2 separate regions of the Homo sapiens genome follow, and region 2 is linked to region 1. Evidence: read pairs that join two places in POLR2A ChIA-PET (ENCODE). Cell type or tissue: Panc1. All regions are shown on one strand. Links, peaks and the distances in the headings refer to the core of each region. The heading gives the core; the rest is flanking DNA.

What was found. ChIA-PET counts read pairs that join two places held together with the same protein. Peaks named below come from ENCODE experiments on the same cell type or tissue, not always from the same donor. Only the 100,000 strongest peaks of a DNase experiment are listed, where the experiment ranks them.
Region 2: POLR2A ChIA-PET joins it to region 1 with 12 read pairs; 2 of 35 experiments call an interaction of 5 or more read pairs at or near these places.

The regions. Positions count from the first base shown.
Region 1 is chr2:186,626,630-186,632,850 of GRCh38, forward strand. ITGAV (integrin subunit alpha V) reads left to right here. Exons shown (of 30, transcript NM_002210.5): 5 at 4,168-4,229. Among named protein-coding and RNA genes, the nearest start is that of ITGAV, 40 kb to the left of the region's middle. In Panc1, for the core only: no CTCF peak of the experiment used is centred there; no DNase peak of the experiment used is centred there.
Region 2 is chr2:186,509,729-186,521,062 of GRCh38, forward strand. No RefSeq gene overlaps it. Among named protein-coding and RNA genes, the nearest start is that of ZC3H15, 29 kb to the left of the region's middle. In Panc1, for the core only: no CTCF peak of the experiment used is centred there; no DNase peak of the experiment used is centred there; H3K27ac peaks cover 480 bases.

The sequences.
Region 1 (6,221 bases), core at 4-5,003:
GGAAACTGCAGATTATTTCAATAAACACTTATTTTCTTAGCCCAACACTTTGATCCTACCTGTTATAAGTGGGAAGTGAACATTAAAAGAGTGATACCTACTCAGATCTGTATTGTGTGTTAGGAAAGAGAAAAAATCAGGTTAGAAAGCATACACTGCACAGGATGAGGGAAATTGAGGCTTTATCCTCAGTGCTTGGATGCCATCTGTACTGCCATCTTTATGTTGGTATTTTGGTTATGGTACTGTCATCTTCGGTGGTATGTAGAGAATCTGAAGATTAAATTTGTATTTTTAATTTCTATATTGCAAAAATGTTCCTATTTGAAAAGATAATTTTATAGCTACGAAGAATGAGTTAACCCTTGTTTGCCAAGTTTGTTACTTATTAATTATATGATGTACACACACACGCAGTACACTCTTATTTTCATTTGATGCATGTGGGAACTGAGGTTCACATAGTTGAAGCAATCTTATTTCCACATCTCATGGGGTTGAGAGTGGGGATATTCTAGGCAGAAAGAGGTGCAAGAAAGCAGGAGTAAGCAAAAGGAGCAAGCCACCCACTCTGGAGCATCAAGTACGTGTAGAGAAGTAGCTGCTATGACCTACTTTCACTGTTTTCAGGATACATATAGAGTAAGTCAGTGTTGATGTTCTGAATGGTCAAATGAGGATTTAAACCCAAGTTGTTCTATTCCAAAAGAACCTTTCCTCTACATTATTCACAATAGAAAATGTTTTCCATTTCAGTTGCTTCTGTATTAAGCACAGCTTTTCTACAAAGAATACCTCCTGCTTTCATGACCTAGGTTTGGATAATTCCTGATATGTAAGAATACATGGAACTCTCCTGAAAACATGCGTTCTAACAATGATTCCCTTGTTCACAGAATGCTTTTATTTGGTTTAGGCACAGAAATTATAAAGTCATTTAAAGCCATATTTTCTAAGGTATTTAACATCCAAATCAGGTCAATGAACTGTGGCTTGTGGGCCTCTTTTTGTGAATAAAGTTTTATTGGAATACAGCCACACCCATTTGTTGATGTGTTATCTATAATCATCTAGTACAGTTGTGAGAGTTGAGTTGCCACACTGTGTGGCTCCTGAGCCTAAAATATTTACTGTTCGGCTTTTTACAGAAAAAGTTTGCTGAACCCTAATCTAAATAATAAAACCTCAAATCTTAGGAAAAGCTTAAAGAACAGTCTCAAAAAACAGAAAAGCAAAGTGCATGCCTTTGTTTCTAATAGGCCTGACACTTTCAGTAACCCTTGATTATTGTACATGCTTTTTGATTCAACCTTTGAAATGTTAAGCCACCTATAATAGGCCTAAATTGTGAGGGGCATCTTGTTCAGAGAAGAAGACTCAGGAGCGGAAGTCTGAGAACCTGGGTTATATTCTGACTTTGTGCTGACAATCCACCTATAGCTATGGGTAATTCACCTAACCACTCTGGGCCTTTGTTTCATCATTGGTAAAACACCAATTCACACAAAAAACTTCTGAGGTATAAATTCAGTGTTTTTTATCTGTTTCATACTTCAATAAATTATGCAAACGAATAATTGGTTTTATGAGATGATGTCTGTTTTGTAAGACTACACTGCTAACTTTTTAATAACTTTGCTTGTCTTGTGGGTTATTTTATTTATTTGTTTGCTTTTGAGTTTTTGTTGTTGTTGTTGTTGGTTAGTTAGTTTGGTTAATTGGTTTGTTCTGTTTTTAACCTGACTTATATGGACACCGTGGACAAGGAACTTCACTGTCTGTCACTAACTTACCTTATTACTGATTACATTTGCTTTCAGCTTTTCATAACTGCATGATAAAACCTCAGACCTTAGGAGAAGAGCATAAAAAACAACCTCAAACAACAAAAAAGCAAAATTACTTGGGGAAATTAAGTAACTTGACCGTGGCTAACCAGCTAGTAAATAAGAGAGTATAGACCTGACACCACATGTGTCTACACCACTACACTGCACTATGTCAAATCAACAATATACTTATCATTTCCTGAGTAATGACAAAGGACATTATGCAGTAGACCAGATGTTCTTCTGTTCTAAATTGCCTAGCCACTTTTGTTCCTTCTGTCTGCTTTCTGATGCTAATATTATTTGAACATAGATTTTTCTCAGTAATGATTTCTAGTTGGCTTTTCCTTTCCTTTTGTCATTACTCAGGGAATGATAAAGATATTATTGATTTGAAACAGTACAGTGTAGTGTTATAGACACACCTGGGTTCAGGTCCTACTCTCTTATTTACTAGCTGGTTGGCCATGGTCAAGTTACCTAATTTCCCTAAGCATCAGTTTCCCTATCTGTACAAATTATTGAGTAATAATAGTATCTCTTATAGGATTGGTATAAAGACTTAAAAAGTTAATGTCATGTAAAATGCTTTAGCATAATACCTGACTCAGAGTAAAGGCTTAATAAACCCTAGCTGATCTTACTGTCAGAATCAATAATATTACTATTTGTAATATAATTACCAGACTTAACAAATGGGAGAAGTATTAACCATCTGCAGGAATAAGTACCAGAGCCTGCATCAAAATAGTTTATATTCAACATGAAGTCTTTAAATTGGCAAAAGCACTCAGTTTAATATATACCTGTTAAGAAAATTTTAAGAGACAGTCATGGTTTTTAGCTGGATACTCTGGGAAACCAAATAAAGCAGATAATTGTACAGTATGATAATCAAAAAAAGGATGTCTTTATAAATAGCTTGAAATAGTTCCCCAGATGCAACTTGAATAAAGGAAATAAATAGCCGACTTGCTCTAACTTGAGGTTAGAGCAGAATTCCTTAGTCTGATTCACTGGATGCTGGAAACCCCTGCCCCACATTTTCCCACTCCCTCTTGGTTAGAAAAATTTACATTGGTTTAGCATTATACTCTTGAGGCTATTTTCTTTCAAAAAAAAAAAACTTTAAAAAAATTTAGATATTAAGTGTGTAATCTTTGGGCAGTTTCCAGGCTTTAAAAATGGGTTCAAAATTTCTGATGGGATTATTTAGCAGAAGTTCTTAGAAGTTTGTCCTTGTGACTGAAAACAGATATTTTTGGTTCCTGTATTTGGGTGGCAAACAAAGTAACAGTACAGCTTTAATGTATTTGTAACATTGGCCACAGTGAGTCTTTGATAACTGAAGGATAGTGTTTTCCATTGTTCTCTGTTATCCTCAAAGTAAAATAAGGGGAAAGTGTTCAGATTCATCCTTACATGTGTTCTAGGTACTGTATTGCTCATGATTAAAATTAATTTAAATTAATTGGCTAATTGTTCAGAATTAATCCCTTTCTATGAGAACAACTAAAAAGGGAACAACTACAAAAGAGTACAACTATTGAGCCTACTATGGTTGGAAAATACTTGAAAGTATCATTTAAAGATGGTTACTTTAATTAGATCTCCGTACTAAACGTGGGAGGATAGCTTTATATTTTACTTTTTGAAGAGCATTAAGTTCTGGTCTGTCCATTTCCTGAAATTCTGAGCTATGTTATTCATCTCTGTTGTTGGCTCTATAATGTATGTATCTGTTTGCTGCTATTCATAATAACAAAGGTCTTAGCGAAGACCTAGCAATCTTAGGGTAATAGGAAGACAGAGGAATTTCATATTGGAATTTTTAACTTGCAGATCACAACTTGTTAGTGTTTTATGAAATCAGTGTAGTGGGTCAAAACCACTATAGTTTTTCTAAAAAAAAAAAAGAATGAAATAAAATAGAAAATGTCAGAGAGTATTCTATATAATAATACAAATATTGTTTGGTAAGATTTTAAGTTGTATCTATATATTTTATACACACAATGGGTGTTGGGTTGTGATATAAATTATAATCTTTTTGTGGATTGTGGTTAACTAAAGGGTTTAAAATTTATCATTTTAGTTGGTTTCTTTGTTCTCTGGTGACTGGTTCAGGTATTTAATCTTCGTTTCCGTATCTGAGTAAATGGTGCTGATAAACATGCATACTCTCTTGGAATGTGGTAATAACTAAGTGCCCGAGTGAATGACCACTCTCAAAAATTGGTACATTATCTTATGATTCTAGTGATATCAGATTTTCTCATGTTTTGTTTTGTGTTGTTTGTTTTTGGGTTTGTGTATATTTCCAATCTTTTTATTTTAGAAGATATTGATGCTGATGGACAGGGATTTTGTCAAGGAGGATTCAGCATTGATTTTACTAAAGTAAGTTCTTATTTAAGACTGAATGAGATTCACATCTACCTTATTGACTAGACTGTGGTTAAAAATAAACTGGTCAATACCTCAACTCCTTTACAGCTGTTAGCTCTTTAATGAAAACAGTTAATAAAACGATCCATTCATTTTGACATTCTTTGTCTTATATTATTCCCTCCCTAGTAAACATTGCTTATTTGAAATAGGGAGACATCCCCCATCACTCTGGGAATGGAGGAAAGTAGACACTCTCCTCAGTAAATGATAGGTAACTATTATGACTTAATATTAAAATTTCCAGTTATATGAATTTATAGCATATTAAAGTTTTCTATTTTTAATTAAAGTTGTTTTTCTTACAAAAGCTATCAATGAGAGCTTTATTACAAAATTAGAGTTACATAAAAGCTGGGAAACATGTATGTTTGCCATCTATTATGTGCCTATAGGCACTAAGTGAAGCTGACTTCACTTATGTAATGTGTAATAATTGTAAGAAATCTCATAGGCAGGGCTCTATGTATTTTTAACTAAATTAATATTCTCTTCAGAATTGATATTTTTAATCTATTTTTTGAAAATAAGACTTCCATTTAAATGTTCAAAGGTAAATTTTCTGAAGTACTTTTCTTTATTTACTTTTCTTTTGTGTGTTTATTTATTTTGGTGGTGGGGGAGTATGCACATTTTGAATATCAAATTGAGAATATTCTTTCTAGAGAAGTCTAAAAACTATGTTGATGGATTATATGTAGACCTTCCTTAGAAAGCTTATATGTACGCTTTCTTAGAAATGTGAGCAAAGAGGAGTGCCTTAAATGTATGAAAACAACTGAAATTGAAATAATATGATGCATAAGAACTAATAAAGCATTTTCTTATTTTTTAAAAATTTGTAGGCTGGGTGCAGTGGCTCATGCCTGTAGTCCCAGCACTTTGGGAGGCTGAGGTAGGAGGATCACTGTAGCCCAGGAGACCAGCCTGAGCAACATAGTGGGACACCATCTCTACAAAGAATTAAAAATTAGCCAGGCATGGGTGACATGTGCTTGTGGTCCTAGCTATTCGGGAGGCTAAGGCATGAGGATTGCTTGAACTGCAGTGAGTGAGGCTGCATTGAGCCATGTTCATGCCACTGCATTCCAGCCTGGGCAACAGAGCAAGACCCAGTCTCAATGTTTTTTTAAAAATTTTATTTTATCTGTATTTGTATTTTATTAATTTTTTTTCTAGACTAGGTACTGATAATTATAGTTAACTCTTCTTACTAGGTAACTTGTTTTTAATACTCTAAATTTCATACTATATTACTCAAAATTCAGAATGTAAGCCAAAGAGAGATAAAGTATATTAATAAATGTTAGGTTTAAACTTGTATGATACATTTCCAAATAGGTATTATATATTTTTAAAATATATAATGTCCATCTTTTCTGTATTGATGCCTATACAACCATAACCCCAGAAGTACTCTCATACTGTGAAAGTCATTGCTAAATTAGGTATTCACTTTCTTAAACACATTTCTGAGAAAAGGGTGTCTTTTTAGGGCAGATGACTTAGAAGTTCTTTTACGTAGCCAAGGCAAAAGATTGTCTATTGAAAGCTTGGAAGGGCTATATGTACATTTGGAGGGGAAAAAAAATTTATCTTACCTCCAGCAAGAAGAGATTTCTAAAATATTGTGCTGAAACACAATATACCTAGGATTAGACACTTTTAGATAGTTAAATATAAGAAATGCTAGGCAAGCATAATTTGTATATGTATAATACACCCTGAAAATTTTATTCTCAACTTCACTTCTGTTTAGATCTGAGACACTAAAAATATTTCCTTTAGCAGAAAATTCTTCAATGATTATAGAAAGAAAATTTGCTGTATAGTCACAAATTTAATATACAAAATTAAGAAGTGCCTTAAAAAAATTGTAACCTGATAATACTTCGCATTAGTCCTCATTTCAAATATGTGAAGCAGCCAAGATCCACAAAAGTG
Region 2 (11,334 bases), core at 3,223-8,222, 110 kb before region 1:
CTAAGAGCCCCTGAAAAATTAGGGTGATAATACATTTAAAATGGACACAATTTGCTAATGACATATTTAGTACTAGCTACACCTTTTTTATTGTTATGTTTTGTATTTTCAAATAATATGTTGCTTTTGTTATTTGCGAATATAAATGGATTTTAAGGCAACTAAGATAACAGCACTAAAATGTCAGGTGAGCTGGACCCTAATCTCATTTCTGCCTCCGATAAATTATATGATTTTTAAATCTCTGAATCTTAGTTTCTTTATTTGCGTATTAAGGTTAAGACTCAATGATCTGGCCGGGCATGGTGGCTCACACCTGTAATCCCAGCACTTTGGGAGGCCAAGGCAGGCGGATCACTTGAGGTCAGGAGTTCAAGACCAGCCTGGCCAACATGGCAAAACCCCATCTCTACTAAAAATACAAAAATTATCCGGGCATGGTGGTGCATGCCTGTAATCCCAGCTACTCAAGAGGCTGAGGCAAGGGAATCGCCTGAACCCAGGAGGCAGAGGTTGCAGTGAGCCAAGATCATGCCACTGCACTCCAGCCTGGGCGACAGAGCAAGACTCTATCTCAAAAAAAAAAAAAAAAGACTGAATGATCACTAACGTACTTCTAAGTTGTAAAGCCTAAGAAATTTATGATTGCAAATCTTGTCAAATGATAACATCAAAGTTGATAAAGAAATTGACTTCCTAGCTGTTTAGTACTAGTACTATACAACTGACAGTTTTTAAATATAGAACATCAGGAGCCAAGTTTATTTCCAGCTACAATGAAAGTGTACTTAAATACTTCCTATATATACTTTATATATTTTTTTAAAAAGCTTGAGTTTTAAAGTTTATTCATGAAAGATTTGTTCCATTTTTTTGTGAAAGTTTAAATGGTACTTACTGCATTATTTAATAATGAAACATTTTCAGAATAGTCTAAAGAGCTTAAACCTTTTTTCTATTTTGAAGTCATCTAAAACATTTTCTAAGAATTTATCTTATAAATAAAAGTTAGAATTCATTTACTTCAGACCAAGCTTTTCCAACCTGAGGCCCGTGTGCCACATACCACCCAGAATGACTTTGAATGTGGCCCAACACAAATTTGTAAACTTAATTAAAACATGAGATATTTTTTTTTTGCAATTTTTTTTTTAATCTCAGCTATCGCTAGTGTTAGTATATTTTATGTGTGGCCCAAGACAGTTCTTCCAGTGTGGCCCAGGGAAGTCAAAAGATTGGACACCCTTGCTTTCGACCTTAAGTTTGGGGGCTTTTTTTTTTATCCTGTATATAAAGTAGGGCCATATAAACAAAAGGATGCTGAAAGACTTTAGGTGTGTTTAAAACAGTATTATCTTACAGCAAATAATGTGATCTCAAAAGTCAAGGTGTTTTTTAGTAAGTGTATAGATATAAAGCAAAATGGTTCAATGTGGAGGTAATTTTTTATACCTGCAAGTCTTTAATTACTGGGTGGCCTTCCTCTACCTTGCCCTGAAATTTCTTCCATTATTAAGACAATACGTGCACAGAGAATGCAAAAGTATTTTAATCTGAGACAATCAAAGTACAAAAATAAATCTGCTTCTAAAATTATAGTACATTTCAGAGGTTTAAAGAAATAATTTTTGTATTCTCAGTATAGTTACTCAGTATTGGTACAGTTAATCTGAAATTGGCTCTACTTTTCCAAACCCATTTATATATAAATAACCATTACAGCCTATAGTGATCCCATGTTTGCCAGAATCTTTCTAAATTTAAAATACAGTCATGTGTCACGTAACGAAGTTTCAGTTGCCTCTGAACTACATATACAAAGGGGTCCCATAAGATTATAGTACCTGTATTTTTACCTTACCTTTTCTATGTTTAGATGCACAAATACCATTGTGTCATAATTGCCTGCAGTATTCAGTACAGTAACATGCTGTACAGGTTTGCAGCCTAGGAAAATAGGTTATTTCATATATTTCATATAGTGGTAGATGGTAGGCTTTACCATCTAGGTTTATGTAACTATGATGTTCACACAACTGAAATCACCTAACAATGTGTTTCTCAGAACATATCCCTTAGTTAAGCGGTGCATGACTGAAGTTACATTGTGAATTTTACCTTATTTTTGCACAGATGGTATATCAGATGCTGTAAGCCCATCATACTGATATAAATGGACTGATATAAATTGTATAATGGTACAATATATTTCTAATGTGTATTATTCAGCGCTGACCGTTAAGTGATTCAGAATGTGATAGCAGTGAGATTACAGGATCAGATCATTGAGAAAGCATTGCATCTATCAGGTTTTAACACATAAAGTGGACAAAGGGAACTTACGGCAGACGTTCATACAGATAATTAGTAGAATTATTATATGAGTTCTCTTCTTGTTCTGGGTAGTTAACTTTGTATAAAGAACTTTCAGAATCACAGAAGAGATTTCTACCTAAGTATAAGACTGTGATGCTGATACATATATATATCCACATACAATATTATGTTAATGCTTCTAGGTACTTAGCACACCATTCATATCATATGAACTCAGGTATATGTTGTAATAAATTCGTTTCAAGGCATACCAGATGAGAGGATAAACTCCCAAAATCTTGTGTTTTGGGTTTTTGTCTCTATTTTTAAGCATATATCTTACTGATGATAGGTGTTCTCTGAGAATAAAGATAACACTTTACTTTTCAATTAGTAGAAATTACGAGAAGCTGAACTCTAACTAGAATCTGACAACATCTGCAAAATTTTATAGTACTTTAGAAACAAACCCAAATGAAATAATAGTACAAAATGTATTTTCACATTTTCTCCTTTTAATGTTGTATTTTTTGATTGTTACTCTTTGTTAATGTCGAAAGAAAAGGAGATTCGTTTTCATTAATTTCATTAATATTGTGTGCTTTGCCACATGTACAGCACTTGTATTGGGCACTATAGATTGCATGAACTATATGACAGTTTAAGACATGGTCTCAGCCTGATTTGAGTATACATGTTAGAATGAGAAAATCACAACTATATAAGGCAGAACTAGTAAGTTCCTGACCATTAACAAAGATGCCTTTTCAATTAGACTTTCCAGTATTTTACATTCAGTTTCATTGAGTGAGTTTTTTTTTTAATAAAGATTTTCTTTGTGAAGATAATATGATGGACATTTTTCAGACAAAGGTGGTTATTTTGTACTCAGTCCCCAGAGGCATACATTTCTGTTACAGCTGATCTGGTTTTCAAACAGATACATGTAAAATTAACTAGTCCTTATGGGACTTAAGCATCAGGACTTAGTTTCCTGATTCCTATGTAGTTAGCCTTATATTATAAACCAAAAGACAATGAAATACTAACTACTTTTTTTTGCCAATTAATCTCTAGGGTGTTTTCAAAGGACCGTATATCAGCTTCATTCCAAATGTGTTTCATTTCACCTGTGACTCCTTTAAACTATATTTTTATCTAAGTCTTAGGAAACTGTATATTTCAGTGACAAAGATCATCAATATGACTTAAGAATTTTTTTATGTTACCATATTTAACTGATGATTACGTATTTTGAATTACCTTGTTTTTACAGCATGTATGGAAATATATCAAAGAATTTATAATTAAAAGTATTTAAAACCTCTCAAGTTAGAAGTATAGTATATAATATAGTAATTATATGGATCACTTCATGATTGTGCATTATTGTATATATTGGACATATTTCACTTAAAAGAGAAATGTAATGCATGAGAAGTAGAATCCAATGTGTTAGGAATCTTCATTCCTGAATTTTTACACGGTGCTGAATAGGTACTGAAAGTAAAAATTTTAGTAACTAAATCTGCCAGGTGCAATCACATGTGCTTGTAGTTCCAGGTATTCTGGATTCAAAGGCGGGAGGATCACTTGGTCCCAGGAGTTTGAGCCTGCAGTGCACTGTGATTGCATCTGTGACCAGCCACTGCACTCCAACCTGGGCACATAGTTGAGACCTTATCTCTTTAAAAAAAAGCAGGGAAGGGGATGATTAAATCTTCTTTGATAAATTGATTTTGAGAATATTTCATTGAAAAACTAGATAATTTGTGGAGATACATTGTCAGTTGTATACAGACTAATTAACTACATTGGTGATTCACTCCATGGACCATTTTCTTCAGATATGTTTGGAATTATTATCTATTCCTACACTTATTGCACTAATGACTCACCTTAGAAGGAAAAGAAAAATTTTAATTTACTTAAAAAAAATTTTTTTTGATTGAATAGATAATTGTGTATATTTGTGGTTAATTATTATTTTACACTCCAGACCTATTTCTACACCTGTAGGGAAGAAACTTAATCACTGATATCGTCAGCCTGTCAGATACCACTGATATCTTCAGTCTAGTTTTAAGAAAAACTAGGACTAAGAAGAAGTATATAATCAAGTTCAAGCTAATCATGGCCATTTTTAAATTACTTGGTCTTTTTTAATACTTTTTCCCAGAGCAACCTTCTAAATGGAAGGGCAAAGCCTCAACTATCTAAAATGCAGCTTTTAAGGACTCTTAGATGTATGATATGCCTTATGTACAGGAGATTCCATCTATACCTTGACACCCACACCACTCCCACCCCTGTTCTCTCTTCCAAGAAGGTTTTTGGCAGCAAATAGTTCTCTTTAATTATTATATTTAAATATTTGTATATATTTAATTCACATTAGGGATAACAACTAAGAATTATTTAATTGGCAGGTTTATTAGGTAGTTGTTGATTGATGACATGTATAACAATCCAAATGGTATGATAGGTGAAGCCAATGCAGTGGCACATGCCTGTAATCCCAGCACTTTGGGATTGCTTGAGCCCAAGAGTTCGAGGTTGCAGTGAGCCATGATTGCATCACTGCACTCCAGCCTGGGTGACAGTGTGAGACTCCATCTCAAAAAAAAAGAAAAAAAAAAAATTTGGCCGGGCGCCCTGGCTCACGCCTGTAATCCCAGCACTTTGGGAGGCCGAGGCGGGTGGATCATGAGGTCAGGAGATCGAGACCATCCTGGCTAACAAGGTGAAACCCCGTCTCTACTAAAAATACAAAAAATTAGCCGGGCGCGGTGGCGGGCGCCTGTAGTCCCAGCTACTCGGGAGGCTGAGGCAGGAGAATGGCGTGAACCCAGGAAGTGGAGCTTGCAGTGAGCCGAGATTGCGCCACTGCAGTCCGCAGTCCGGCCTGGGCGACAGAGCGAGACTCCGTCTCAAAAAAAAAAAAAAAAAAAAAAAATTTGTATAAAGGGTGAAGGTTTACCCTTTATTAAAAAAACGAAAGCAGAATCAATATTAGAAGAGACAGAAGTATTAACACATATGAGTTGTCTATAAGAAGATGAGAAAAAGTGAACTACCACCTCATAATGTTTAAAAGGCTGTGGGGGGATTCACAGTAACATAGTTCTATAGCATGCTAATGATTATATACCTCTGTGTTCATATACAGCATGCTACTGTACAAAAATAATACTATCTAAAAATACAGGAATGCAAGGAACAAGTGAATATCATTTAAAGAATCAGTTCTCTTGATAATCCATTTGCACAAAATCAAAGGTTTCTTCTGGGCAAGTACATAAATGTACTTTTCACTCTTTACATGTGAGTGTCATGTGCATGTAAAAGAAAGGGAGAATCTCAAAGACTTCTATAGCTAGAGATAACAAAATATTCTTGATATTGAATAATCATGTTGAATGCCTTTTAAATCACTCTGAATGCATTAATGTAAAATATAACACTTTTAAAAGGTAGCACAGTTCCCTTCCACACAGAGTTAGCTGACCTCCCTATTTCAAAATTGCGGAATATGACTCACCAGAGAGGCATTTGGCAATTAATTTCAATCAACTATCGCTAATAAGGGATAAACTACAATAAAATCCTAAAAATTAAGAGCCAAATATTCCTTGTTCAGATGTCATCCCCCCCCCCAGTTTGATTATGTAATCTGTACAATTATACGAAGAAATACAAGATTAAATAAGGTGAACTTCTGTTGAAGAGAGAATACCAGATAGTGTACTTCTTTTGCTGATTTTTTAGAAATACTGAGTTTGAATTTTCAAAGGAAAGAATTTTAGCATAGGATAGCCATACCAAAGTGCTTTGTCATTTCAGCAAGCACCCTGAAATTTTTCATGTTAAACTAGAAGTGCTATGAAAGTACAGTGTAGAATATAATTTTTATTACATTTAGAAAAGTATACTTATTAAGTCATTTTTAATCTTTTTACTGAATAGTTAAATGTTCCAAAAATGATTTTCAGAGCATTACTGGACATTTTAATTAAAAAGAATTAGTATGAGGAGGTAGAGACAATGGCAACTATCTACTGCTACTCCCTGCCCCCAGCAAAAAAAGTGCCATTCAGGGAGTAAGAAACAGCAAAAGTAGAATTTAAGTTTTCCTGAATGGATTTAACCTGTTAGCATTTAAAAATAGTATTTTGTGGTCAGTCATCTTAAGCTTGTCTCTATTTTATCTATATTTACATAGTTTTTATTAGAAATAACACCCATTAAAATTTAACAGAAACTTTGTATGCTGCCTAGAACGCTAACTAGTTTATTGGAAGTCAAATAAAAATATAATTTTTTTAAGGTTTCAATAAGATTCTTAAATGTATAATGTAATGTATTACTGCTCATTCTTAAACAGAATTGCCTACTGCTAACAGTTTTGAAAAGATTGTCCATCTTTTTCATCTCTTCCCTTTGATAGTTGAAGATCAGAAGACCAAACATAAAATTCACTGCCAGAACTTGTCCAGAGGCAAACAGTAAAAGCATAGGAAAAATATTAAAGTGAGCCAATAGGATTTCAGAGGCCTAGATAACAAACTTAAGGGCGGCTAACAGGTTTATACTTGCACCTACATTTTTATATCTGGCTTAATTGCATAAGTAAATGAGCATCAACATACTTGACTGTAGAAATGAGAATGAGCCCTCTATGAGAAACAGAACAATATTTTGGATTTGTTTTGCAATGGTTTTTACATGGAAATTTTGGCCACAGTTTTAAGTGAAATATATTTTTCTTTTTCAAAATGGGAGCTTATATAGTGACTTATTAACATCTAAAAGTGTAAAACCAAATTTCAAAGAGGTAAATTGAGAGATATGTTTGATTAATTCCTCTGGTGAAACAAAATAGCTTTTCATAGATCTTTACTAAACTTTTTAAACAGCTTTAAGGTATATTTGACACAATAAACTATACATATTCAAAGTGTACAATTTGGTGTTTGACAAATATATTTATTGTGAAATCGTAACAAGATATAATCTACATATTCATCCCTCCCAAAAGATGCTCCTTTGTAATCCTTTCCTCCCCAAACACCAACCACCCACCAACTCCAGACAAGCACTGGTCACCATAGATTAGTTTATAGTTTTTTAATGATTTTATATAAATGGAATCATATAATATGTACTTTTCATTTTACTTCTACTCAGCATAATTATTTGGAGATGTATCTATGTTATTGCAGATATCAGTACATTCCTGTAAATTGCTTAGTAGTAGTATTTTGTATGGATCTGACACTGTCCATTCACTTGTTGATGGACTTGTGTTGTTTCCAATTTGGAGCTACTACAAATAAAGTTAATATGAATATTCACATACAAATCTTTGTATGAACATATGGTTTCATTTCTTTTGGGTAAATTACAGGAGTGGAATGTCTGATTCATATGTTTTAAGTTTTTAAGAAATTTCTAGTGTTCTACAAAGTGGTTGTGCTATTTTATATTCCCAGTGGCAGTTTGTAAGAGTTCCAGGCTGGGTGCAGTGGCTCACGCCTGTAATCTCAGCACTTTGGGAGGCCAAGGTGAGTGGATCACATGAAGCCAGGAGTTCGAGACCCGCCTGGCCAACATGGCAAAACCCCATCTCTACCAAAAATACAAAAAATTAGCCAAGTGTGGTGGTGCACCTGTAATCCCAGCTACTCCGGGTGGGGCTGAGGCACAGCAATTGAATTAGGAGGTGGAGATTGCAGTGAGACAAGATTGCACCACTGCACTCCAGCCTGAGCAACAGAGTGAGACCCTGTGTCAAAAAAAGTTCCAATTGTTCCACACCCTCAGTGGATGTGGTCAGTTTTAATTTAGATCTGTAATCCATTGGGGTTAAATTTTGTATGTAATCAAAGTTTGGATCAAAGTTCACTTTTTTCCTTGTGGTAAAAATCCAATTGTTCTAGAACCATTTGTTGAAAGGACTATCCTACATTATCTTTGCACCTTTGTCAAAAACCAACTGATTATCAGTCAATGGTGCTTTGTTTTTTTAATTCTGTTTTGATTCATTTTTCTATTTGTCCATCTTTACACTAACACCATACTGTCTTAATGGCTACAACCTTATAATAATTAAGTCTTGAAATCTGACAGAATGAGTCCTCAACTTTCTTAATCTTTTTCAGAGTGACTTTGGCTATTCTGGATTCTTTGCATTTCAGTGTACATTTTAGAATCAGCTATTGATTTCTACCAAAAGAAACTGCAGGAATTTTTATTGAGTTTGCATTAAATCTGTAGATCAGATTTATGGAGTTGACATCTGATGTAGTTTGGCTGTGTTGCCACCCAAAATCTCATCTTGAATTGTAATCTCCATAATCCCCACGTGTCAAGGGAGAGAACAGATGGAGGTAATTGAATAATGGGGCAGTTTCCTCCATGCTGTTCTTGTGATAGTGAGTGAGTTCTCGTGAGCTCTGGTGGTTTTATAAGGGGCCCTTCCCTCATCACTGGGCACTTCTCCTTCCTGCCGCCCTGTGAAGAAGGTTTCCCCTTTGCCGTCTGCCAGAATTGTAAGTTTCCTAAGGCCCCCAAGCCTTGCTGAACTGTGAGTCAATTAAATCTCTCCTTTATAAATTACCCAGTCTGAGGCAGTTCTTTATAGCAGTATGAAAACGGACTAATACAATGTCTCAATGTTAATATTGAGCCTTCTGACCCATATGTATATTCATGTATTTAGGTCTTTTAAAATCACTTCAGCAATAAATGGTTTTTTAAATTTCAGTTCACAATTGTTTGTTGTTAGTATATAGAAATACAGCTGACTTTTGCATTTTAATTTTATCATGCTACCTTGCTAAACTCACTTATTCTAGTAGCTTTTTTGTTGATTTCACAACATTGTCTTCTACATAGACAAACTCCTCTGTAAATGAAGATGATTTTCTTTCTTTCCAATCTGAATACATTTTATTTCTTTGTCTTATGTTATTGCATGAGTCAGCGAACTTATAGACAGTTTTATTCTTTATGCACTGTCTATACCTGCTTTCATGCTACAATGGCAGAGTTGTGTAGTTGCCACAGAGACTGACAGAAAAAGTTGGTCAAATTCTGCCGTACTGTGCTGGTGATGAGAGCAAACATTCTTGCCTTGTTTGTGATCTTAAGTGGAAAGCATTCAGTCTTGCATGATTAAGTAATGACGTTAGCTGTATATCATAAATGCACTGAGGAAGTTTTTTTTCTGTTCCTAGTTTACTGAGACTTAGTGGGGGGTTGCTTTGTATTTTGTTTTAATCAAGAATGGATTTTGGATTTTGTCAAATCTTTTTCTCAATCTACTGAGATGATCAAATGGCTTTTTTAAAAACTTATTAATATGGTGAAAACAGCCTGAATTCCTAGGATAAACCCCACTTGATCCTGATACATTTTCTTTTTATATATTGTTGGATTTGATTTGATAAAACTTAGCGTACTTGTTTCTATGTTCATAATTGATGAATTAATCTGTAGTTTTTGTATCAGGATAATGCTGTTGAAACCAGCTCAATAGTCCCATAGACAGTTATTTTTGATTAAACATAGAAATTGACCCTTCTGCTGTTAAAGCTTGAAATTTATATAGGTTGGTGCAAAAGTAATTGTCAACTTTCGATCAACCCAAAGAACCAGCTTATGGTTTCACTGATTTTTCTCTATAAATTTGCTGTTTCACTGATTTCCCCTCTGATCTTTATTTCTTTTCTTCTGCTTACATGGGGTTTAATTTGCTTTTGTTCCTTAACCTAGCAGTTGAGGTTATTGATTGGATCCTTTTTCTAAAATAGGCATTGAGTACTACAGAACCCCCAGCTAATTCCTCACAGCTAGATCCTCATGTTTACCCAGGTAGCTTATGTTTTTAATCAACATTACTCTACTTTTGACAGAAATAGCTTTGCTAATATTGAGAAACTTAAGGTTTAAGACAACCTGAAAAGAATAATCTGATTTTTCTAATAAGATTCTTTTTTAATGGCCAACATGAATGATACTTTAAGCATTTGAGTAGAAATTCTTTATATATGAATGGAGTATGAAATATTAAAATCTCACTAAAATAACAGATGTAATATAAACGTCAAGAACTGTAGGAGAAATTAATAAAGAGGTCTATTGAATTGCATAAAGAGTGTTTTTGTTGTAATACATGTTTCCTTTGACTTCACTGTTTAAAGTGATTCCCCTAAATATGTTGCTTTTATGTTGAAGCCACAGTAACTACTAACAAATCATTTAAAACCCTATAGAACTTTATAGGAGCTGAAATATTCAGTGGATGACCTCAGAAAAGATACAGATATATCATTATGTCTCATTTTTATTTTCAGGTGTTCAGATTAAAACTATTGCTTTAAATTGGATATTAGAGCTCAAGAAATATTGAGACACGTTTGACCACTTTTGTTTCCTTGGTTCATTTACTTGTCCACATACTGAAGACTACTGTAAAAACAGGGAAAACATTTTTAAATGACAACTTGTTCAAAATCTAAACTTTAAAAACTAAGCTCTAGAAATTCAAGGAAAATAATAAGATGACATTTTGTTTTGCCTCAAGCCCTGAACACATCATTGGTATAATCATTTAGCTAATGTCAAACAACATAGTGTCTGGCAAGATTTTAGCTAGAGTCAACTATCAACTCTCCACAGCTTATCACTGAAATAACAAGCTTCGTGTGACCATATTAAAAATTATCAGTTTTACATTTGAAAGGCCCAGTGCCAACCTGGAAAAAATTGCTTGCATTGATGAGTAATAAATTCTACATTTTGCATATTCTCACAACTGCATGAATTCATTTCACAATGTTGGCAAATAATCTGAATTCTTGGTGGCACGGGTCCTCCGTATGCTGAGCGCCGGTCCCCTGGGCCCACTTTTCTTTCTCTATACTTTGTGTCTCTTTCTTTTCTCAGTCTCTCGTCCCACCCGACTGGAAACACCCACAGGTGTGGAGGGGCAGGCCACCCCTTCATCTGGTGCCC